3 separate regions of the Mus musculus genome follow, and all the other regions are linked to region 3. A link is a loop called in an ENCODE intact Hi-C map of the cell type or tissue named here. Cell type or tissue: left cerebral cortex. All regions are shown on one strand.

Region 1 (8,000 bases), 80 kb before region 3:
CCCTCACGGCTCCCCAGTATGCAGCCTTGACCTTAGCAGAGTGGTGGGCTGCTAGAACTTGGAAGCTTGGCCTTTAGAGCCTTGAGGTTGAGTCCCAGAGCCCATCTGCGGCTAAGATAGATTGTATTTGAAGTTTAGTTGCAGTCTGGGGGCAGGGCAGGGATGAAGAGGACGGGTTTTCTCCAGTCATTTGAAATAAGAGGTTAAAAAAATAATCCAAAGGAGCCAGTTCTTACTGTTTTGTTTTGTTTTTTTATCAGAAGAGCATCAGCATTTGGAAATGGTGGCCTTTTAAAACCTGAAAATCTGTCTTAACCCTGCAGCCAGGAGTCCTTTAGGAAACATCTCAAGGCCTAGTCTATTGCATGCCTTGATCTTTGACATATTTGCACTTGATATGTTAATATTGTTTAAAGAGCTTGTTTCTGCCAAGCCATTTCTTAACAAACCAATAAAACCGAACACATACTGAAGAAAGACTACAAAGCAAACCAGAGCCTGTGCGATGATTTCCACTTCATTTACTGTGGTATTTTATTAAATATTTATTTGCTTCTTGCTGTTTTCTTTTTCTTCTACCTATTCCCATATGTCAAGATAGGCATTAGTCAGATGTCTGCTATTGTGACAAAAGACCAGAGACAATCATCTTTACAAAGGAAAAAGTAGGGCTCATGGTTTTGGAGGTTCTAGTGCAGAGTCCCTTTGCCCTGTTGGTTTGGGCCTTTGATGGCATAGCAGCACATCATGGCTGTTCACCTCATAGTGGCAGCCAGGGATCAGAGAGAGGAGGCTGGGGTCTAAATAGCCCCATAAGGGCAGTCCCCAATGACCTAACTTCTTCCTCTTAAGCCCCATTCTCTAAGCTTTCCCTCTGTCCCACTAGCACTATGGTCTGTTTCCACATGGACTCCGGGAAACACATAAAAACCATAACAATTTCTGTGTTGATTTCACAGTGGATCCTGAGTATTATGGGGCAGTAATTACTTTTCCTCTTTGCTGTGATCAAATACCCAAAAGTAGCAACTTCAGCGAAGAAAGGTTCATCTGGCTTACAGTTCACGGGGCTGCACCCCATTGTGGTAGGGATGGTATGGTAGCAAGTCATTGCTCGGGTGGTCACGAAGCATTTAGAAGACTGGAGCCTGAGCCTAGCTGACCACCTCAGAGGTGGCCCCGTGTAGGTACCAGTTGCTGAGCACATGAGACTTGGGGGACATCTCACATTTAAACCTTTTTTAGTTGCTAGGGACCACACCCAACTCAAAGCTGTTTATAAAAAGATTGGTGTGACGTGGAGAGGTCATCGGTTCGTTGAGTCAACAGTGGGGAGATCTTTGTTTTATTGTCTTGAGACAGGGCCTTGTATGTAGTCCAGGCTGTCTGCAAGATCTTTGTGCATTGTGAGGATCTGGAGCTCATGCGATTTTACCCCACTTTCCTTACTGTGAGCTGCTTTTTCAGAAGGATTGTCCCACACAGAGGTCTCTGTAGCTTTTCGTTGTACTCAGTACTTGATTAGAAAGTACTAAGTACTTTCTATACCTGTAGTACATGCAAATTCTAGGCTTGGCTCTGATTGGACAGATCAGGGCCATGTGACCAACCTTGGACCAATCGCGGTAGCCAGTATTCCATCTGCTCATGTGCCCTATGGATATGTAAGAGCCAGGAGTGGGGAGAGGGGACAGATCAGCTGCTTTGGTCCCACAGTTGGGTGGGTCCAAGTGACAAAAAGGAGCTTCTCAAAGGAATATCAGAAGAAAAGGAAGTTTGCTGGGGAGAAACAACTGACGCCATTGGCCCTAGCATGATGTAAAGCCCTCAACGTTTCTGCATCCTATGCTTTCCGGAAGCACTTGACCCTAAAGGGAGATCTATCCGTTAGAGACCAAGAATTCTTCCATGCTATCAACACCATAGGGTATTAGTTACTATTAGTAACAGTTATTGTTTATTGAACATCTCTTTACTTCATGTGAGGGTCTGACCTGTGTATACTGCTGACCAGCCCAACTGGGTTCTTAGGCTTCAGTTTTGGAGAGCATGGAGGTCCCTGGCTTTGCTCCCAAGATTGGGGTCAATTATCACTTGTATTTGTACTTTGTTTATTTATTACTGATTAATAACCTGCAACAACTATTGGCATAAAAGAACATAGCAATTTTAGCAGAGTTGCCCTGGATTCTTCTCTGAGGCATGTCTAGGGAAGGAGCTACATCCAAGTATACATGGCCACGGGTCACATCTAATTCCTTGAGGGCTACAGACTGAGGGCCACAGTTCCTTGCTACATGTCTGTCTCCTGTGACAGCTCACAAAGTGACAGTCTCTTGTTTTCAAAACACCAAGGAGAAGAGACTTAGCAATTACATGAATTACATTTCTTGCCATGTGTATACACAATCACATATATCTTGTCATGGTTCCTATTCTCTAGAAGTAAGTCTTGGGAATGCCCCACACTAAGGAGAAGGCAAGGGAACCAGAGATGGGTCACGGCTTCCCCTAGCATCTGTAAGAGACTGTGATGAGTGCACAGAATAGAGGTGAAGGGCTGATAAAGATGAGGCCACTGCAACTACAGAGATTAGGTAGGTATAGCTCTGTGACTAAAAGAATGACAGGCTGTAGGTGTGGCTCTGGCTATGGTGGGAGGTGTTCCTGGGGCACAGTGGCCCTAAGTCTTGAAGGCAGGAAAGAACTTAGTGTGGCTGGGCATGGAAAGAATGAGAGTGGAAAAGGAACAGAGATCCACACCACAGCACTGAGAGGGAGGCACTGCAGGCTCCTATATGGAAAAATGCTGTGGTCAGACATCCAGGTGTTCATTACTTTTTTTTTTTTTCTGTTTACCTGTCTCCCCTCTGCCCCTTTTCTCCTCCCTGTTTTCCTTCTCTCCTTCTCCCTCTGCCTCCCTCACTCACTCACTTGCTTCCTCATTCTTCCCTCCCTCCCCCCAGTTCCTCCCTCTCTCCCTTCTTCCTGATAGGGAACTTCTATAATGACTTCTATATAGTCAAATATGACTTCAAATTCTAGCTCCTTCTGCTCCAGCCTCTGTATAGTATAGATTATATTTGGATTATATTGTAATCTACGCCCAGATCAGATTTAGGATTGTTGTGACTCACAGCCAAAGGTCTGGGGACAGGAAGGCCACTTAAGAATCTGCAAAGGCTGGGGACACGGGATGGCTGTGGGTTTGGCTTACACTTGGCGGAAGGGGATGAAGATCTTTCTTGTGTGGACATCTAGAGGTGTTGGTTGGTTGGTTGGTGTAGGTGGAAAAGAAAAGGGGAACACAAAGTTGACATCTAGATATTTAGCTCTAACCAGTGGGTGGTGGTAGCTAGTGATACTATTTCCTGAGATGGGGACTATGTGGAAAAGCCTACATCCCAGATTGCCCCTATTAGTCCAGCTATGTCATCTGACACCAAGAAGATGTTCCAAGTAGATTGCTGGCTTAGAGCAGGGTCTCAGCTGGGACACAAGATTTGGGCATATTTACAGTGCTTTGCGCAACCCGTCCGGGGAGGCTTCTCAGCTACTAGGCAAGAGCTTTTCAAAACACATTTCTGATTATGTAAACACTCTTGCTCCAGACTCAGCCAAGTTCAAATGCTTTTCCACAGCACTTAGAAGCACTAGACCCTCCTGTTCATGAGCAGACCAATTGTTTTCCTCGGCCTGCTTATTGTTCTTAAGCATCAGCATTTAGTTCACAGAAAGGAAGCCAAGGTTTGGCGATTAAGTGACTCTCTGAATTCATCCAGGAAGCACGGCATCTAAATCAAGACTAGGTTAACTTAGCCTCATGCCATAGAAGCTGCTGGCCTTTTATACACAATCTGAAGAATAGCTCACTGGAAAGGCGACCAGGGCCCACGCAAGAGAACTTTAGCTTTACACAGTAAATAATTTTACCTTTCTGTCCAGAAAAGTTTGTTTTGTTTAGCTTTGAGCACTTGCTGTGTGCTGAGTGCTGTCTCCAGTCTGCATGCTTCCAGTCAGTGCAAACTCCTGTCCACTTTAAAGGGGAGGAAGTGTAAAGGTTGAGATCTTTGGCTGCCTAAGAGCAGTTTGGGATGTGGGACTCAAACACAGGTTGCCTGCTTGAAAAACTCACCCCCGGAACCAGTATGAGTTCCTCTACCTGCCTTTGAGGTCTTTTGGGGTAGGTATGTGTTCCCAGGCATGTGAAGTTCCCAGGCAGCAGAGTGTCCATGACCTTTGTTGTTACGTAGAATGGCTCCAGGGGTCACTGGTTTCATATTGTAAATGTTTAGTTTCCCATGGAGTAGTGCCCATAATAGCAGTGTGTCAAAAACCATCTCTTTGTGGCTTCCATTGAAACCATGGGTGCTGTAGCTTCCACCTGGAGATGGAGAGAGAGAGAGAGAGAGAGAGAGAGAGAGAGAGAGAGAGAGAAAGTGCCATCCTCCCCCACTCACCCGAAGTTTGTTTTTAAGCCAGTAGAGGGAGCCAACATCACAGCCAACTGAAGCCAGCCACCAGATTACAGACCAGCTGTGAAAGCAGAGCGACTGAGTGACTGGCCCTGCTTTGACTGTGGCAGGCACAGTGTGAGCTTTGGCACTGTCTACTCCCCGAGAAGCCAGGTGGAAAGCATCTTCTCCACCATCCCTGATGTCATCAGCAAGCCTGAGACCCAGGGAGGACAACAGTTGACCCAGGGCCATGCTGCAAGTCTCCAGTCTATAGCACTGACTTTGTGTCATGTTTCCTGGCTCCTGAGTTCAGGAGCTAAGACACTGCAGTACTATCTGGTCTGAACCAAGCTTCTTTTCATAGTTGGTCCTTGGTTTCTGTGGGTTCTGTGTCCTTGGATTCAACCAAGCATGGATGAAGAGTATCTGAAAGAAAAGTGTGTCTGTGCTGGACATTCACAGGCTTTTTATTGTTATTTCCTAGTTGATACAACAAGCCTTTACATAGCACTCACAGTTATTAGGTCTTAAAATCACTATTCTAAGTAATGAGGTATGTGTAGGTTTTATACTAATATGGCTTCTTCTATAAGAGTGTGGTGTGACTTTATCTGGAGAAACATGAGAAAATGTCTACTCTCAGATATGACATAACTGTTACTTCTAGGGGTTTGGATTGGGTTCGTTTTCTCTGCCAATTAAAGAATTAAAAGGCAAAAAAAAAAAAAAAAAAAAAAAAAAAAAAAAAAAAAAAAAACTTGAGAACAACGGGAAGCAGCAAAGGAAATCTGAGACTCAGCTGGTGAAGAAAGAATTTTATTAAAGGTAAGGAAATTTGAGCTCGAGAGCGCACACACACACACACACACACACACACACACACACACAGCAGACCAGTCTGATAAGTTCAAGGTCTGGTTAAACAAAGTTGTGGGTCTGTCAGCATCCCTTTGTTTAAACTGACCAACTCTAAATTAAGGAAAGGAGAATACCCCATCCCCATTCCAGCTAACCAAAGACCCTTAAAGCCCCCAGCCCCTCAGGCTTCAGGAGAGGGGCACGGGCGTGCGCGTGCGTGCGTGTATGCCTGTGAGTGTGTGTGTGTGTGTGTGTGTGTGTGTGTGTGTGTGTGTTGGGGGATTACTGGCCAGAAAGGAAGCCCTCTAGGTCTTTGTCTCAAGCTGCTAGGTCCTTTTCACAGGTCAGGATGGTAAGGAAGAAGCCAGAAGTTTGCTATCTTTATTATTTATCTGTGGCCCCCCTATTGTCTGTCTAACTTGTAGTCTAATGGCAGACCAAGAATCATGATTAAAATAGCCATGCTTGGTGAATCTGTGCATTTACTGGGGCCACTTAAAGGAGCAAGGATGAGGGATTGTGTGCAGGAGCCTGGGCAGCTCAAAGGCAACTTCATCATTTAAAAGCGCATCTCAGTGTGGGTGGCGAGAGTCACATCAGCTGCATCCCTGGAGCTCACTGCCCAAACAGTCATCTCTGTGAAAGAGTCTGTCTCCCCTCCAGTGTTCCAGCTTGTACAGCCTTGGAAAGGGGCCTTGTGTGATCAGTAACTTTATGAGGTTCCTTTAGCTTCTTTCTCTAAGATGGGACAAGTGAGCTACACTTCCCATCAAATCTCTTCCCCGCAGAAGTATTGGTGACAATCAAAGGACAGACACAGGCAGATCTGGTCCTCTAAGGCTTTGAAAGGGCTGCACCCAAAGTGAAAGCTACTCTTATTTTTTGACTATACAATTTGCTTATTAATCAGAAGAAACATACTAATTAAATGTTTTTATATGTATTTTTCTGTGTGTTTTATATGTATTGTTTTTAAAGATTTGTTACATGGGCTTTCTTGTAAAAACTGAAGTTCTTTGTTTAATCCAGAGGATAATTTTATTAGAGTTTAAAGACAAACAGCAAGGTGGGCGAGCTATAAATCTCAGCAGCTTCCTGGGGGAGGAGAACAGAGAGAAGAGGACAGGAAAACCTCAGTTAAACCAGAATAGAGGTGGACCACATGGTGGATCATCAGCTACTTGGTAGGGAGGGGGCTTTAGAAAAAGGTACCACAGCACCAGGGAAAGCACACTTCGTTAGCATCTGAAAGAAAAAGACAAGAAAAGTGAAAGGAGTAATTTCATCTTTGCAGGTCCTGGAGCTCTTCAAGCAATAAGTATCATGTTTCTTTTTAAAATCAAGACCCCTTAATCTGCCACTAAACGGGAAATCCAGAGATGAGTGCTTCTTGGGTTGATTCGGGCCACACAAGGAACTCATTAAGGATCTCAGTCCCTTAGGTTTCTGCCCCTTCATTCCCAGTGTCCCTAGGTTTGTTTCCTCTTGGACACAAGAGGGCTGCTACAGTTCCAGGAATCACAATGTCCCATAATCACATTCAAAAGCAGACAGAAAGAGCAGGGGGCACAGTGTGTGTGTGTGTGTGTGTGTGTGTGTGTGTTATGCTGTATAAGATAGGAAGGAAAGACAGAGACACCCCCCTACTACTTTCCTCTTAAATCTCATTATATGCAACTATAGACTTCATTCACCTCTAAACTGCAGGCAGGGGGAGGCTTTATCTTAGGCTAGTCAGGAAACACACCCCGAGGGATGCTATTCTGTGCCAAGAGAAAGGCAAGGTTCTCTTAGCAGGGAAGTCTGGCGGGGTGGGGGTTGGGGGGAAGCAGATCTGTTTTGATTAAACCCTATACTTTCTGCCCCAGAGCTCCTTTCTTGGGTGTTCTTCTGTTTATTCACAAAGGGAGGATCTTTTAGTGCTACAATTGAAGACCCTCCAAGAGTCCTAAGGGTTAAATATCAGGTAGGTCCCTTCTTCAGGGCCTTAAAATGTCTAAGTCTGGTCTCTGGCTAAGATCAGGTTTTGGATTAAGAGGCTACTCAGGCTCTGGCTCTCTGTAGCAGACCCTGCCCCACCCCCATCACAGCTGCTGTTAAAGGAAACACAATCATCCTATGGGGACTAACTTTAACTCTGATCCTCACTTCCTGCAAAGCTTCTCAGGTAACCAGACCCCAGGAGAGGAAGAGCCCAGTGCGGGTGACCTTGCAGCTGAAAGGTCTTTCTCCCACACTCAGAGAAACCCGAGTACATGACGGTGCTATGAGCTACTCATTTAATACATGCGTGGGCCCTTCCCTACATTCTGAACCAGTAAGGAGAGACCCCTGATTTGTTCATGGGCCTGAACTTTTCCCATCATACTGCCTGAGTGGGACTGGGACTAATAACTCTCTTAGTAAATCTTTTTCTCAGAAAGACAAACTGACTTCATGTTCCTCTCTAGAACCAAGACCCAGCATCCTCTTCCTCCATCTTTAAAATGCTCCACTCCAGTCTCTGATCTCACTTCCCTTTTCCCGCAGTCAGACTTCCTCCCCTCTTATAGGGGTGTGTGTGGTTCTACTCATGTTCTACTTCAATAACCCAGGTACTCCTCAACCTTCTTAAGTTTATCACCGCCGCAGCAAAGTCCCTCTTGCCATTCACAGGTCCCAGGGATTAGCACACATATCACTGGG
Region 2 (8,000 bases), 530 kb before region 3:
AATCATTCACAGATTCCAGGGCCACCGACCTTTCACCAGCGCGAACATAGTAAACAGTGGCATGTCAGATACAATAAAACTTGTAGCAGTCGCAGGGACAGGCAGTGTCACACAGGGCTTCCAACACGAGCATACTCCCTGAGACTTCTTTTAAATAAGAACAATGTATGTATTTCTAATTTTCCCTGAAATATAATCATTTACTGCACACTCTTCTCCACTATTGGGTATGATTCATTTGTTTAATATAATCACAATGTCATCTTTTTCTGGTGCTCCAAAAGTTAGCATTTTCGTGTTTGAACTCTGTCACCCTAGGTATATCAACCAAGGAGATATTGATATGAAAAAAAGTACCAGAGCCCTAGCAGGAAAACATGTTTTTCTAAGTTCTCATCTGTATAGAGAACTCAGTGCCCATCAAAGATCCCCTGAAAACTTCTATTGTGCGAAACTCTGGTGTGGGACAACTGAACCAAAGGGAAGCAGTCATGTGTTGTATCCAGTGTTTATTCATATTGACAGCTAAATAGTGGATAAGCCTCTGCAGCAGGAGCTAGAGTACCAGCTTCCTCTGCAGCGCCCTCTCCTGGGCTATCTCAAGATAATCGAAAGCATCAGAAGGAAGCAAAACTGGGGCTTGACTGGGAGAGTTTTGTGGCTGAAGACCAGAATGGGACTAGAAATAGGAATAGGGTTGCGGTTAGGGAGGGACACGAAGAGAGACAATGATATATCAGCTGGGCTCGGGTAAAGAGTGGGGAGTTAGAAAGAGTCTCAGTGTCAAACCAAATCCAGAGTGGTCGGGGCCACATCTGGTGCGAGTCAGGGATGAGATGGTCAGTGACGCAGAAGGTGCAAGCATCAAGTCAAAGGGACCTGGCAGAAAATAAGCACTCTCTTTTCCTCCTGCTGTTTCTACCTGCTCTTGTTGCCTTAGCAACTGGGATGCTTTGTCTTATGTCTTCACTGGTTCTGGTCCTCGCCATTGGTGAATAACATTGGGTACCCAGGCACCACAGGAATGAGTCCATCTTACTGTGAGGGAAACAGAGCACACAATGGCTGAACTGATGGACGAATCTGATACACAAACATGTGGATTCACAAGGATCCCAGTGATGGATGCTCAACCCAGATAAAACGTCAGTGAAGTGTAGATTCAGCTGAAGTGTAGGACATCAGCAAACTGTGTGATATCTACCTCTTATGTTCCTATCTGTATAACAACTGTAGGAGACACCAAATACTTAAGCACACATAGTGCACACTCACTCACGTGGCCCACGGTCATGCTCCATAGCACACTTTCGATCTGGACTATTGCTTTTGAATAAAGTTTCTTTGCAATTTTGCAAAATGTTTAAAATAAGATATGAATCCCATTTGCTTTGGGCATCAAGCAAATGTCAGTGTGCTTCAGAGGAATGAGGTCACAAAGCACGCTTCTAAGAAAGCAGTTGCGCTGGGGTTCATGATAAATTGCCAAGTAGAGATTATCATACAGTTGGGGATTCAGAAAGAATCCTTGTGTTAAACAGGAAGGTGAGGAGAAACACAGAGGGAAACCTTGTTTTCATTGAATGACATGAATCATGTAATGCTACATCCCTCTGCTCTAACACTACAGGGCTTAGGTGTTCTGGATCGAAGAGGGGGATGCTGTGACCTCCAAGGACCCTGGGTGGTTGGCCCAGACAGTTTTCCTCAAGAGGTCTTTGAAGCTCCCAACTTAGTCATGATCGTCCATGCACATTCTGCATTCTGCTCCCTGGTTTATCCACACATTTTAAAACAAAAGAAAAGGCAAAACAATGTCCTAGTAAAATAGGAAAACGTGGTGCCATGAGACAATGTCAAATTAAAAATGGCCACTGTCCCTTCAGCAAATCCTTTATGACTTGTTCGACAAATGCTGAAGGATGCTATGGTTCAAATACAGGTACTGCCTCTAAAGTCCATATGTTAAAGACTGGTCCCCTGCCTGGCACCTGATACCGTGAACCTCTGAAAGGTAGACCCTTCTAGGGTGTCCTTGGAGTGCTTAGACCTTAAAAGGACTGAGAGATCTGGCCCCTCTACTCTCTGCTGTCTCATTCTGACCTGATTCACTTCATGTTCTTTTCTACGGAACAGAGTGTGTGCATGTATGCGTGCAAGTGCATGTGCGTGTATGTGTGTGTGCACAAGCGTGTGCCCATGCACACACACATGTAGAGGACAGAGGACAATGCTGTCTTTCTTCTTCAATTACTCTCCACCTCATTTTATAAAACAGGGTCTCTTCACTGAACCTAAGGCTCATTGTTTTGATTAGATTGGCTGACCAGTGATTCCCAGGACCTACTTGGATCTGTGATAACAGACATGCTGAGGATATTGTGGATCAGAGTACAGGTACATATGCTTGCAGAGCTTGGCCATCACTGTTACTCACTAAGCCATCTTCCATCCCCCAGGACAACTTTGAGTTACCAATGCCATACCACGTGATTGGAAGAAAGGGTCATTTCATTCCTTCTCATCTCTCCGTCCTCCCTTTCCCTCCCCTCTACCATCCTCCCATATGTATCTTACAAGAACACAGGCTACAGGGAAGATTGTCTCTGTCTCCACTCATAACTAGAAATGAATGAGTGACCTGGTGAATGGCTTAGTGGGGTGATTTGACTTTACCAAAGCTGACCTTGCCACAAAGATGTTGCCGTGTTTTGTAACAGAATTCCTCCCTGAGGTTGGAGACCAGCTGGGTCTGCATGCTAATGGTACTGTGGGCCATGGGCCATTCCTTTCCCCTCATGCAACTATGGCTTTTGTAAATCCAATTGATTCAGTGTGGGTGAGGAAATCGGGGCCAGTTCATCAAAAAGAGAACTGGCATGCCAGGGAGGGATCAAGATCTTTAAAGTGAGCCATTCTTTTGATTTCATCTATATCTTGACATCGCAGTGAAGGCCACCTAACATATGCTCACACTAAAGTTCCCATGCTCATGGCGTATAATTGGTATAACTCATGTTTCTTTGGTGATGCTCAGGGTAGGAGCAAAATGCAGTTAGAGCTGCAGTTTCAAGATGTAGCCACAAGATGGCAGTAGGAAGCTTTAGGCGCTGGAGCCCACTCCAAGTTCCTGTGTTTTGCTGCATAATAGCAGCGACTTAGGGGCGGGGGAGGGGCTCTCTACAGCCATTTAAAGCATTATGGATGGATACTCTGAAAACTATAACTTTCCAACCCAAAGTGGAGACCCCAAGCCAGAGAAGGTGCATTGAATTAGCTTCTCATTTTAAAGGGCACCACATCGTATTCAAACTTAGAAAATTGTGTTTGTAACTAACTCCTTCCTTGGTTACTGACATTCTGACCATAGATCCTGCTATTTATTTTCTCAAATATCCTCAACAACAGAGGACAGAAAGTGCCCTTCCTGAGATGAAAACTGACAAGCAATTCACCAGAAAAAGGAAATTGTATCGTAGTTGGAGAGGGAGCTCGGGCCAGCACTACTGGACTGGGGGGTAAGAAGCTTAGCCAAGTTTGGGGGGGGGGGGGCGCAGCAGGATCTTGGTTGGTGGTGAGTGTGCGGGCAAAGAGCACACACCTGGGAACAGCTTTAGAGAACTTAATTCTGTTTAATGGCGGGGCGGGGAGGGGTATTTATGTCCCTGGGGAGGTGGCAATGGTTTCTGGAGCAAGGTTTGTGTGGCTGTGCTCCTTTGAGCAGGTCAGGGGTGTTGGAAGATGTTTCATCTACATACTCAGGGGGTGTAGGGTCTGGGGAATGGGAGACCCTTATTCGGTCAAACAAGGAGTGAAGCCTGGTCACCTTCAGGGTAATAAATTCTTACCAGGGTTGACGGTAGGGCAGCCTACTTTACGGTACCATGTTGGGAGAGGGGATGGTTGAAACTCTCCTTGACCCTTCCTCCACAGTCCTGGGCCATTATGGTCCCACATGGGAGAAGTAAAACACTCTCTAGTCCCAGATATACTCGTGTACATTCCTAGAAAACATAACGAGTGTGAGAGCTAATAAAGACGTTCATCGAAGTTACAGTAATAATAAAATGTATTAAAATTAATTCTATTCTGCATACTATGAATGAAGAACCAACAAAGTAAAGTTTTAAAACATTCACCACAATAGAACTGATTTTTAAAATATCATTAAAATACCTGCTCCAGACAACTTACTCGGCTTATTAGATTAGGTACTGATGGTTGGATTTTTTTTTTTTTTTTGAGACAGGGTTTCTCTGTATAGCTCTGGCTGTCCTGGAACTCACTCTGTAGACCAAGCTGGCCTCGAACTCAGAAATCTGCCTGCCCCTGCCTCCCAAGTGCTGGGATTAAAGGTGTTCGCTACCACTGCCCAGCTCGCTTGTTGGATTTCTTATCAAGAAAATAAAAATGAAAGTTTGACTTCACATTGGAAAACTCACCACTCATTAAAGACCATAGGTCTGGCCATGCTTCTATAGTAGGTCCAAAGCAATCAAAACGAATAGTGAGTTTTAAATGTGTGGTGTGCCATTGAGAGGTGACACAGCCCTCAGCCCTCCTGAAGCTCTGTACACCATTTCAGGGTCCTGCCTTGATGGTATGTAAATAACAAAACGCCTCAGCTGAAATGGCTCAGAACTTTTCAAGATGTATTTTATGTGTACGGGTGTGTTCCTGCATATCTGTGCACCACATGCGTGGCTGGTGCCTGTAGATGCCAGAACATGGTGTTGGATCCCCTGGAACTAGAGTTACAGACAATTATAGCTTCTATGTGGGCACTGGGAATTGAACCATGGTCCTCTGAAAGAGCAGCCAGTGATCTTAACCACTGAGACATCTCTCTATTCCATATTCAATATTTTAACCCATGTTTCATTTACTTAGATCTTCCCTCTATTCCTTAATAAAAAGAAAAGTCCACATCCAAAACTGTTAAAAGCACTGGGTCTCTGTTTTGTTTTGTTTTTAACTCCCCTGTCCTATTTCTTTCAAGCATTGGATGAGTAATTAAATGTCCTGGCTTAAAAGGCTTTTCCTAGGGGCCAGTTTTCTTACTGCTTTGTACTAAAAGGCCCTGCCTGGGTCTTTACTTGTGTCAACCTGTTCCATCCTTATGAAAGGCACACTGAAAACACACTTTCAAACAATTAAATGATCAATGAAATAAAGAATTGGTTCTTTGAGAAGATACCCAGGGGTAAGGAAGACGGCTCAGTGGGTAAAAAGGCGTTGACACTCAGCCTGAAACCTGAGTTCAGTCCCCAGAACCCACATAATGGAAAGAGAAATCCACTGCCCACAAGCTGTCCTCACCTCCACATTTACACGGTGGCCAATGTGTACAGACACGCACTACATTTTAAAATGTAAGTCTCTTTTAAAATTAAAAGAAAAGATAAACTTCGTAAACAGCCAAATTAAACCAAAAGAAATAAGGCAGGTGTTACTTGCATATAAGAAACTGTATATGCAAATTTGGAAAAATATGACGAAACAGACGTTTCTGCATACACCTCACCTTCCAAAATTGCTTCAAGTGGTGGAGGAGAGGCTGGCATGGCCTGTGATCTCCTCTCCATCAGAGACAGTGAGCAACACTAACTCCAAATAAGTTCTGAGCACGTGTGAAAAGAATATTGGTTGAAGGGTGAGCAGAGAGGCTGCAGCAGGGGAGAGAAGTGAGAGACAGAGGGGATGTCCTCTCTGGGGATTGTTTTCATCCTAGGTGAACAAGGAGAACTTCTCAAAAATCCTCAGGCCGGTGCAGGTAAGCCGAAGCCTGCCACTGTGAATCAAAGACTGGCTGGGAAGGGTGAGTGACTTGCACAACAAACGGAAAGCCAATAGCCTGTTATATAAGTCCCGAAAGGAGGAAAAGGCTAAACTGGGGGGGAAGGGCAAAACAGATGGCTGGGTGGCTCACATAGAATGCTAAAGAAATACACCAAGCATGAAAAATACCAAAAAATGTTAATTGGAAAGTAAATGCATGAATTCAAATTTTTGAAAACAGATGTATTTCCTAGTTCTGCGTCCTGGATTTAAAGGAGCTAGCAGCTATGGCTTCTAACGGTAGTGAGCCTATCCAGGTTATAGTTCCTTCCAAGCATCGTTCTCCATGTAAGGAAATTCTCTGACGTGTTCAAATTATGGCTCATAGATAATGTCAGGTGAGCCTAAGTTTCTTGTGTCAAACTGAGGAATGGCCAAAGACTTTCGGGAAATGGCCTGAGAACTCGGTATGGAAAGTAACGTAAAGAGGTGACACTATTCCTCACCCCAGACAGAGAACTGTTGTCAGACAAAAATGGCAGCAAAAGTCAATGTGATAAGGGATGGGTTTACGGGGTTACTTCAGGAGCATAGACAGCTGCATGACTCAAAGCCCAACTCAAGGTAGGTGACACTCATGGGTGACACTCATGGAAGCTGGAGCCCTGGAGCACTCCGAATGAAGTGCAGGCAGCTCCACAGGTCACAGAGTCTTCCCTTCACCTGTCCCTAAGGGACCTTGTCAATCTGCGAACTTTTGTTGGCCTCCTGAGACCTCATGAGGGTGGAATGCGTTGCCTCAGAGGAGACTGCTACACAATGAGCTGCTACAACTCCTACAAAAATTATAACCAAACAATGTGTCTGAAATCATTGTCACCAAGTAAGAAATTGTAACATCATTAATTGGCTGGATAATCTCTCTGGATCTTACAGCAGCATTCTGAGTAGTGTTGTAGCATTATCCTCACACACAAAAGGAGGGAGTGAGGCTAGAAATGAGGGAAGTCAAAAAGGCTTGAAAATGTCTGTGAGTATGTAGAAGATGAAATTTACTATAAAGACAGGAGAATACAGACAACACAGGACACTAACAGGCACGCATATTAAAGAATAGAGAGGTGACAGGAACCCAAGGTTGCCAGGAATGAGAACCTTCATTCACACACACACACACACACACACACACACACAAAGTGAGGGAATCAGAATGTATCCATTCATTCATTCATTCATTCAATCTCATATGTGCTTGAAAATGATGTAGACTTCAGAGACACAGTAATAAACAATAGCAGCTAGAATCCATCTCTTGTGGGGAGGGGTATACGGGAGGGTTTGGAGGGAGAAAAATGAAAGGGAAAATGTAGTTAAATTACGATATAAAAATAGAATATTAATGGAAAACTCATCTTCTTGAGTGATCATTCTAAGAACTAGAGACTAAAGAAATCCAAGATGAGTTTTCAGCATGCTCATTGGCTTTCTGGATGAAGATAACCAGGAAACAGGTAGAGACATGGGTCTAAACCACTGTCATGATATGGAAGTTAGAGATAGACCTTGGCACACTTCTGTGTATTAATAGCAACTAGATTGCTGAACTATGACTATGGTCAGCCATGGACAACATATTATGCCCAAAGACCAGGGTAAAGATGAAGCCCCAGGAAACAGCAACATTTAAGAGAAGTTGGGAAAGTCAGACAGGCAAGAGAAACCTGCACAAAAATAATGGGCACTCTCAGCTTGAATGTGAAATGTCTTCATGGGCTCATCACCAGGCACTTGATCTACATACAGGTAATGGTAGTGTTGGGGAAGGCTTTTAGTAAGTTGTCACGAAGACTATGTGATTGGGGTTATAGTGACCCCACTCCCTTCCTCTTTCTTTGTTTTCTATCTGTTATGAGTTAGAGACCTTCTCTCTCACAAACTTGCCATCATGGGCCCAAAAACCATGGACCAGACCCCTGTGAGCCCGTAAGTTAAATGCTTCCTCTGTCACACATTCTGATATGAGAAAGCTGATGGGAGAAAGGAGAGTTGCAAGAACAGGTCAAGATGCAGGAGGAAGTCAAGAACATCCAACGCTGCTGATGTGAATGCAGATGGATGGGAGAGTACTGAGTTCATCACAAAGACAGTCTCTATGGTTATGGCCAGCACAGTATCAAGAGAGATCTGGGGCCAGAAAGCCAGCAGAGGGGAGGAGGATCAGG
Region 3 (8,000 bases):
AAGACACCCACAGGTTACTGTGTCTTTTCCTCCATACAGGGAGGGCTTCAATGAATAAAAGTCCCTTCAGCTACTGCTTTAGTTCAAGCTGCGCACTTGGTGTATCTGAGCGTGTTACAAGACCATAAGCATGAACAACAGGATCGTTACTTCTACAGCCACACACTCGCCACCGCTATAGGCACAAGCGGCCCTAGAAACAGGTGCTGTCACGGATCACCATTGATGTCTCCTGTCTGGTCGCTTGCAATCATATTACTTCTCACTAGCGTCTAGGCTTAATTCTGGGCCCAAGGAACACTCTCTATTCCAGGGGAGGCTTCCTCTACCCTCTCTGCCCCAGAGGAGAAGAGACTGCTCACCGCCAGCAGGGAGCCATTGCTGGGATCAAAGAGAAGCACCGATGCCTGATGGGAGGGGACCGCTGTGTTGCTGTGGCCCTCATAGAAGGTGACTAACTTGGTGGTGAGCGCATCCTCAGCAGCACTGTAGGCAGGCATGACTCCCAGGAAGCTGAGAGAGAGAGAGAGAGAGAGAGAGAGAGAGAGAGAGAGAGAGAGAGAGAGAGCGCAATTTCAACTCCTTCCAGTCAATGCTGAGTGTTCAATGAAGTCCCGTTCATCTTCCCTCCTCCATTAATGCTGTGCTGGCACGCCATTCCGTTTGCGCTCATTCCTCTGCCCTTCTGCCCTTCCCTGAGGCTGGACTCACGGTCTGGCTCTGGACCAGAAAGCCATCACACAGCTCAGCCACTTCTTGGCTCTGTAAGCTTCCGCAAATCGCTCTACCTCTCAGTTTTCAACTAGCAGAGCAACAGCCCTGGTACCTCCCTTTCCAAGGACAGGGAGTTGAATTACAGCAGGTGGCACCTGAAAAGCGCTTTCTTGGTAGAAGCCCGGTGGGTTAGTGCCCCTTAAGTAGCAGCTGTTATTAGCAGAGATCAACAAGCCCTCTCCTCCCTTCTCCTATCGCTTTCCTCAGCGTCCCTTCGCGCCTTTCTTTCCCCTTTCTCCCATCCCCTTCTGGTCCCTTACACTCACCCTCGGTGCTTGGCTACAGGCACCACGGTGCGCACTGGCTGCATGACCCCTCCGTCGGGACCTTTGGAGAAGTTGGCCAGTGCGGCCTCCAGGGGTGGGATGAGAAGGCTGGAGCTGCGAAGGTGATCCTGCACCTCCTCTGCGCTCAGGAACGCTGGCGCCCGCTTCATCTCGCCGCCTGCCTTCGAACCCGGGCTGAAACACACTCCACGTTCCAGGAGCTGAGCCCTAAATGAGCGGACTGCCTGAGTAGCAGTGTTGGGCGGGCCTCCTGGGGCGGAGCATCGCCGCCCCTGCCGCCCCTCGGGCCGCGCCCCTGCCGCCCACCCCAACTCCTTGGATTCCAGGGCTTTCTCCCTAAGATTGGAATCAAGGCGGCAGGCTGGGAGTGATGATTCTTGAGTCAGCTGTTCCCATTCCTGTAATTAGCCAACTGACATTCCTGGGCACGCTGTGTGTGTGTGTGTTTGTGTGTGTGTGTGTGTGTGTGTGTGTGTGTGTGTGTGTGTGTGTGTAGAGGACTTTCTGGTTCCACCTTGCTCTTCCACACCAGATCCCCTGGGGGTAGTATTGTGAGAAAGGCAGATGAGAAGGGGCTTGGAGGGTTTTGTTATAGTTTTAATTTTGTCTATTTCTGGAGTTTCTTCTATTCCCAATCTCCTTCCCACACCACCCCTAGTCCTTAACTGTTGCGTTAAACGTAAAGTTGACCCAGGTTAAACAAAACAACCTTCACCTTGAAGTCTCAGACAAGGGTAATGGCTTCCATCATGTAAAGAGCCAAAATGCAGTCTGTGTATTTGTTTTCCCCAAGGAGTTCATATTGTATTTAAAAGCAGGACTCTAGGCAGTGATGCCTAATGTTCTACTATTGATGGAGTAGTGACGCCTAACCTTGACCAGTAATTGGAGAAAGTGCTTCCGGGAACTCAAAGAAAATAGACTATTCTGCCCCAGAGTGGTAAGGTGTCAGGAAGGAGCAAAGAAAACTAGGGCTGCAAATACTCATAGCAGGAACAGCCTATCTCGTTTGACTACATCAACAGTCACCGAGGTATGCAGATGCTCTTGTTAGCTCCAGGGTTTGTCCAAGGTCATCCTGGGAGTCCGCAGCAGTTAGGTTTCATTTGGGGCATGTGTGTGTGTGTGTGTGTGTGTGTGTGTGTGTGTGTGTGTGTGTATGTGTGTGTCATGTGTGCACATTTCCAAGGAAGCCAGAAGAGGGCATCAGATCTCCTGGAACTGGAGGTTACAGGTGTAAGCCACCCTACATGGATACTATGAAGTGAACTAGGGTCCTCTAGAAGAGCTCCAACAGCAGAGTCATCTCGGCTGCCCGTTTTGTTTTGTTTTGTTTTGTTTTGTTTTGTTTTGTTGAGACAGGGTCTCACCTAGGCCACCCCCGGCTTCAAAATTCCTATGTAGTCAAGGCTTGGCCTTGACTTCCCAAATGCTAGGACAACAGGTGTACACCACCAGAGCCAGCTTTAATTTTTATTACTATTAAAACAATACAACTATTATTAAGTGTAGTAATGACTTTCGAGAAAGACTACTATTAATAAACTCAGTAGTAATGTAGGGGAAGCTGCTGCGTCTCTTCCCCGCCTTCCCTGAAGCAGTATCTCTGCCTGGGGAAATTTTCTGCTGCCCCCTACAGATCTAGAAAGAAGTGGGTCATGTCACTTGCTGCTCCCTAGACTGATACCAACACACTAAAGGTGAGAGTGCAGCAAAACAGTCCAGTCCCCAGGCTGCAGCAATATCGAGTCAGCAAGGCTTACTGGACACACAGAGTAGGTAAGCCAATGCTCAAGAGAAATATTAAAACAGCAAAAATTAAAAGATAAAAAATAAAAAGATAAAAATTAACCAAAGGAGAACAACAGTGAACAATATCAAAAATTAAATAGAAGTTAGAATAGCGGAGCTTCTCTTTTGCTGTGGATGGACGGACTCTAAGACAGCTTCTAAGCACATACGTACACAAAAAGATTGGAAATGTACGAAAGTTTTTATCTGGACCTCTGAGTTCTGCTATCGCTTCAACCGTCTTGCTGGCTTTACTACGAGAATCTCTGTTTCTAAAGGAGTGAGCCAAACTCAGTAGAGTGGAAAAGGCTCCAGAGTGCACAGGGGCTACACTCAGGCGGCTCCTTCCAGCGCGCGCCTGGTTCCCATCGCGCACCCGGATCGGATCTGCGCCGCCAGGCGGTTGGCTAGAGCGTTGAGAGGAGCGGTGCCCGGGCGACGAGCGTCCCCTCGTGGCTGTGATGGTGGCCGTGGCTGTTGTGTAGTCCGAGAGGTGTGTGTCAGGGATGGACCTGCTCTGCAGCTGCCCTTAGACGCCCCAGGAGTCCGATGTGGGTCCTCCACATCCACCCACAGGGACTTAGGAACGAATTTCATTGTGTATGTGTGTTGCCAGCCTAAAAGAGAGGACTGGCTGTCTAAAGCAGTGGTTCTCAACCTTCCTAATGCTGCGACCCTTTAATACAGTTCCTCATGTTGTGACGACCCCCAACCATAAAATTGTTGCTACTTCACAACTATAGTTTTGCTACTGTTATGAATCATAATGTAAACATACGTGTTTCCCAGTGGTCTTAGGTGACCTCTGGGAAAGGGTCTTTGAGAACTGCTAGTCTAAAGAGTTAACATCTGGACATCTGGGCTGTGCATGCTGTGGATACAAGGCACATCAGTCTCAAAGACGGTTGAGGTGGGACACTTCTAAGGGCGGAAGTATACCGCCCTGGGTTTTGAAATTGAGCTTGGGGCTGACAGGGATTTGTTGCAGGAGTTGACTTCCGTAGCAAGAGGCAGTGTGCGGAGCATATGTAAGTGACCCATGCATTGTGGAGGCTGAGGCAGGAGCTTGAGGGCAAACAGGCTACAAGACCCTGCCTCAGAAAGCAAACAGAAGAAAAGGGCCCTTAGGCTTTCCTGGGGGTAGTTTTATGATAGACATTGTGTGCCTGTGTTACCCTCTTAACTTCCCAACTTATGGCTTGGCTAGTTTGATTATGACCCCTTCTCTTCTCTTCCCTCCCCTCCCTGCCCCTTTATTATTTTTAAGACCTGGCTGACCTTGGGCTCATTATATAGTCCAAGTTACCCTCAAATGCATGGCAGTCCTCTGTCCCCAGCCTCCGTAGTTCTGGGATTAACAGCATGTGCCATCCCATCTAGCACGACTCTATTTTGATATGGACACTGTTTACAGTTGAGGGGCTAGAAGGAGGAATTCGGGGACCCAGGATCAACTCTGGTCTTAACCTGACTTGAGGCAAATCACTTGACTTCTGTGTCTCCTCTTCAATGAGAAAGTAATTCTTTATTAATCTCACAGGCTTAAAACATTACAGTTCCACACAACATAAGATTAACCATATTTTTGAGTGTCCCTTACCACACTCAATGTCTGTACTAGTTCCAGAACATTTCATCACTCCCCAAATAAACCCTGCACTTATTAAGCAGTCGCTCTCCACTGCCTACTCCCTACAGCCCCTGGCAACTGCTGCTCTTTTTGTGTGCCTGGATTAGTGAAGTCTGGACAATTCATATGAGTGGAATCATATACGCTTTGCTTAGCATACTGCTTTCAAGGTCCCTGCCTGTTGTAGCAGGTACCCTACCTACATCATTCCTTATATGGGCAAACGAGACTCCGTGGTGGGGAATTGCCTTGTCCCATATTGTTAATCAGTTGAATGGACCTTGGGGTTACGATGACTTTGCGAACATTTTTTATATGTTTTATTTTACATTTGTTTATTTAATGTGTGTGCACGTGTGTGGAGGTCAGAGGCAGCATGTGGGAGTCACTCCTCTCCCACCACCACGTGAGTCCAGCAATCAGACTCAGCTCATCCACCTTAAGGAAGCATCCTTACCTGCTAAACCATCTCACTGGCCCTATACTTTGGGGTGGGGGAGGGGAGACAGGGATGGACATATTTCTATTTTCTAGAAGTGAAACTGAAGGATTATACAGACATTGGACATTTGGCTTTGTGAGAAGTAAGCTGCCAGTCTACTTCCCAATACGCTCTGCCCCATGTGCCACCAGTGGGCAAAGGTTCCAGTTTTCTCCTCTCTCGGCACATGCTATTTTCTATTTTGTCCTTGATATAGAATGTTAGTGTATAGCACGGGAAGTTGAAGCCCAGTGAACATTTAGTTCTCATTTGTTCTGGGTGCTAAAGTGGGGAACTTTTAATGAGGCCTTTGGCTATCTGTTTCTTTGTGGAAATGTCTGTTTAGGACTCGTTTTTATTTGTTTACTAGGACTGTATTTAGCCCCTTATTTATTTGGTGTGTCTTTTGTTGCATTGTAAGGGCTGCTCTCTATGTTCAGGATCTGATTTGGCAACGCTTCCTTCCTTCAACTCTCATGCATAGTTAAGAGATGACTCATGACTTCTGTTTATTCTGAGTCTGTTGTTTAGGCCACCACTCCCCCAACCCCGGCTCCTGTCGCTGACCATTTTGCCACTGAACGGCACACAACACGAGGTTCAAACCCAGTTTCGCACCTCTGCACTGAGATAGTTAGTTGAGCACAGTTGGTGACAGTCGTGTTCTTCCCCCGGTGAGTGAGCTAGTGTGATGTCTGTCAACCCTGGTGCATGGAGCGTTTCCAGACTCTGCCTGTGCTTTTCTCAGTTTTGATCTATGCTGATGCTGATTGACAAACAGAAAGTGTTGATATCAGGAATCGTGGGCCTGCCAACTTGATTCCTTCCCCACAGTTTCTCCATCCAGCATTCCTAGGACCATCCTGTTCAAGGCCGCTGGGTTTTGAGCTGAAGACCAACTTTGGGGCGCTTCTGCTGGGAAGGTGGTTGGTCTTTCGGTCTGTGAATACAGGGTTCTCTTTTGTTTCTTATGGTCAAAACCATTGGCCCATAATTGTTCAATGTGATTGATAGTCCTGAAAAAAAAAATAACATGCTGGTGATTTTGATGCTATATAGGATTTTATCACAATGACTAAAATGTGATGTCCTTAGTGTCCTCTGCATAGTAGCAGCTGACCCCAATAGGGGAAACCCTGTAAGGTAAGGACTAGCATTGCCTGACTTAGAGATGATAAGTAGCTGTGGGTTAACTAGTTTGCTCTGAATTATATGCATGCAGCATGTTGAAGAATTGAGATCTGAGCTCATATCCCAGGCTCATAGTTTTTATGTCATACTATCGATGACTATGATGAAAGGGGTGTGTTGTGAACAGGCTTAAAGTACAGAACACGGTGTGAGCAGACATCAAACAGGTGTCTAACCCTGTAGTTTGTGAGACACGTAGACGCTTCCCAAGTACTAACACTCTCCATTTATATTTCATATCTTTGTTGTGAAAACGGACCTGTAGTCTGCTCACTCTTACGTCTCTATTCTCTAAGGTTTTAATAAATTGATATGAAGGTATAAAGGAGCAGTCAGGTACCTAATTCAGAATATTTATTTTTTTTAGTTACCTTTCCATTTATAAAGTAGAGGTGTGGAAAAATGAAGCAATAATCTTTTTTATTGATGACACTTAATATTTTGGCAGGTGACCTTAAGTGTGTTACATCTTCATTTCTTAAGCATCAACCTTCCATCCTTCCTGGTAAGATGGATTCACTACAGATGAAGCAGTTTTCAGTCCTCCTGTGGAAAAACTTCCTTCTAAAGGTGAGTGGTGATGTCTGTGGGAGCTCGATGGGAAGTCTGTGTAGCCAGAGGAAGAACTAACAGCTCACTAACTACATGGATTATAGTTGATTTTCTCTCTTTTGTTCCAAGGCTGGGGTAGCCCTGCTTAGTCTGAAGAACAGCCTGAGAGTCAACAGAATCGGTGTAGGAGAGTGAAACATAGGCAGTATAAGGAAGACAGTCGGGGAGGAGGGCATTCTCATTGTAGAACAAAGGAGAATAATATAGGTCTCTGTTGTGTTAATTAACCCATGGCTCCACACAGGAGCACGCACATGCATGTGCTCATGTGTTCACTAACGTGCCCCCCCCCGCCCCCGTGTTTTGTTGCAGAGCCGGAATGTGGTTGGCTTAGTGGTGGAGATCATCTTGATATTTCTGTTGTTTGTATGGACTTTGACTGTACGCAGAATTTCAAAGAAGACATCTATAAGTGATGTGATTTTCAATCCTATTCTCTTGACATTGCCTAAATTCCTTAATGAAAACTTTGACTATGAATTGGCTTATGTGCCTTCTGAGAGTAATGCAGCAAGAAATATTACTGAGATGGTGAAAAAGGATTTAAATTTCAACTTTAAAGGTTAGAAATGAAAATACTTGAAATATTTCTCTGGAAATGGTTTAGTATGATTTAGTAACCTTCGTAATTCATGCACTCGTCTCCCAAATAGAACACAATGGATTTTGCTCAAATGTCTGCATGACATAATCACAATTGAAATCTAATATTTAAAATGATGACTGAATTAATTTCCAGTCATATAAAACTATCCTTTTTATGATTGTTATGAATAAACTTTTATTTGTGTGTGTGCATGCATATGCATGCATGTGTGTACACTCATGTGCATGTGTACCTGTGTATGTGCATGTGTGTGTATTTGTGACATATGTGGGGGCCAGAGGACATTTTGCAGATGTTGATTCTTTCCTTTCAACAATGCTGTCACCAGGCAAGTGACAGAACCTGATTTCATGTCAAGTATTAGGATAAAACAGGAACTTTTTCTTGGTGCACAGATTTTATTCACAACATATCCAAGTACAGCAGCCACCTGTAGATAGAAGTGTCATCTAATTAGGAGCTTGTGAGTCCACTTGGGAGAGCCACCATGAGGGAACAATGCCCAGGTGGCAGACTTGCCTTCAGAACCAGAAGTTTCCCACACCCGCATGGACTTTGTTATAGCCTCCTGTGAGAATGGTCTTGCTATCAGAACTGTGCACTGGGGATTTGGGTCAAAGAGTGCCC

The links. Hi-C counts contacts between places; a loop is a spot of excess contacts. Peaks named below come from ENCODE experiments on the same cell type or tissue, not always from the same donor. Only the 100,000 strongest peaks of a DNase experiment are listed, where the experiment ranks them.
Region 1: it touches region 3 in a loop (10-fold over the local background); 20 of 42 quality-filtered maps call a loop at or near these places.
Region 2: it touches region 3 in a loop (2.0-fold over the local background); 3 of 42 quality-filtered maps call a loop at or near these places.

The regions. Positions count from the first base shown.
Region 1 is chr7:120,120,432-120,128,431 of GRCm38, forward strand. It overlaps Tmem159 (transmembrane protein 159), which reads left to right. Exons shown (of 5, transcript NM_145586.1): 5 at 1-555. It also overlaps a transcript of Zp2 not described here. Among named protein-coding and RNA genes, the nearest start is that of Zp2, 21 kb to the right of the region's middle. In left cerebral cortex, a CTCF peak has its summit at 4,505 (motif pointing right); a DNase peak (open chromatin) is centred at 4,516.
Region 2 is chr7:119,670,555-119,678,554 of GRCm38, forward strand. No RefSeq gene overlaps it. Among named protein-coding and RNA genes, the nearest start is that of Acsm4, 15 kb to the right of the region's middle. In left cerebral cortex, CTCF peaks have their summits at 593 (motif pointing left), 3,078 (motif pointing right) and 3,280; DNase peaks (open chromatin) are centred at 558, 3,076 and 5,913.
Region 3 is chr7:120,200,715-120,208,714 of GRCm38, forward strand. Crym (crystallin, mu) reads right to left here and starts at 1,275. Exons shown (of 8, transcript NM_016669.2): 1 at 1,041-1,275; 2 at 363-513. The coding sequence starts at 1,210. Abca14 (ATP-binding cassette, sub-family A (ABC1), member 14) reads left to right here and starts at 3,250. Exons shown (of 31, transcript NM_026458.4): 1 at 3,250-3,345; 2 at 6,603-6,724; 3 at 7,079-7,328. The coding sequence starts at 6,665. In left cerebral cortex, a CTCF peak has its summit at 3,275 (motif pointing left); DNase peaks (open chromatin) are centred at 835, 1,325, 3,268 and 5,552; H3K4me3 peaks cover 1,242 bases; H3K27ac peaks cover 643 bases.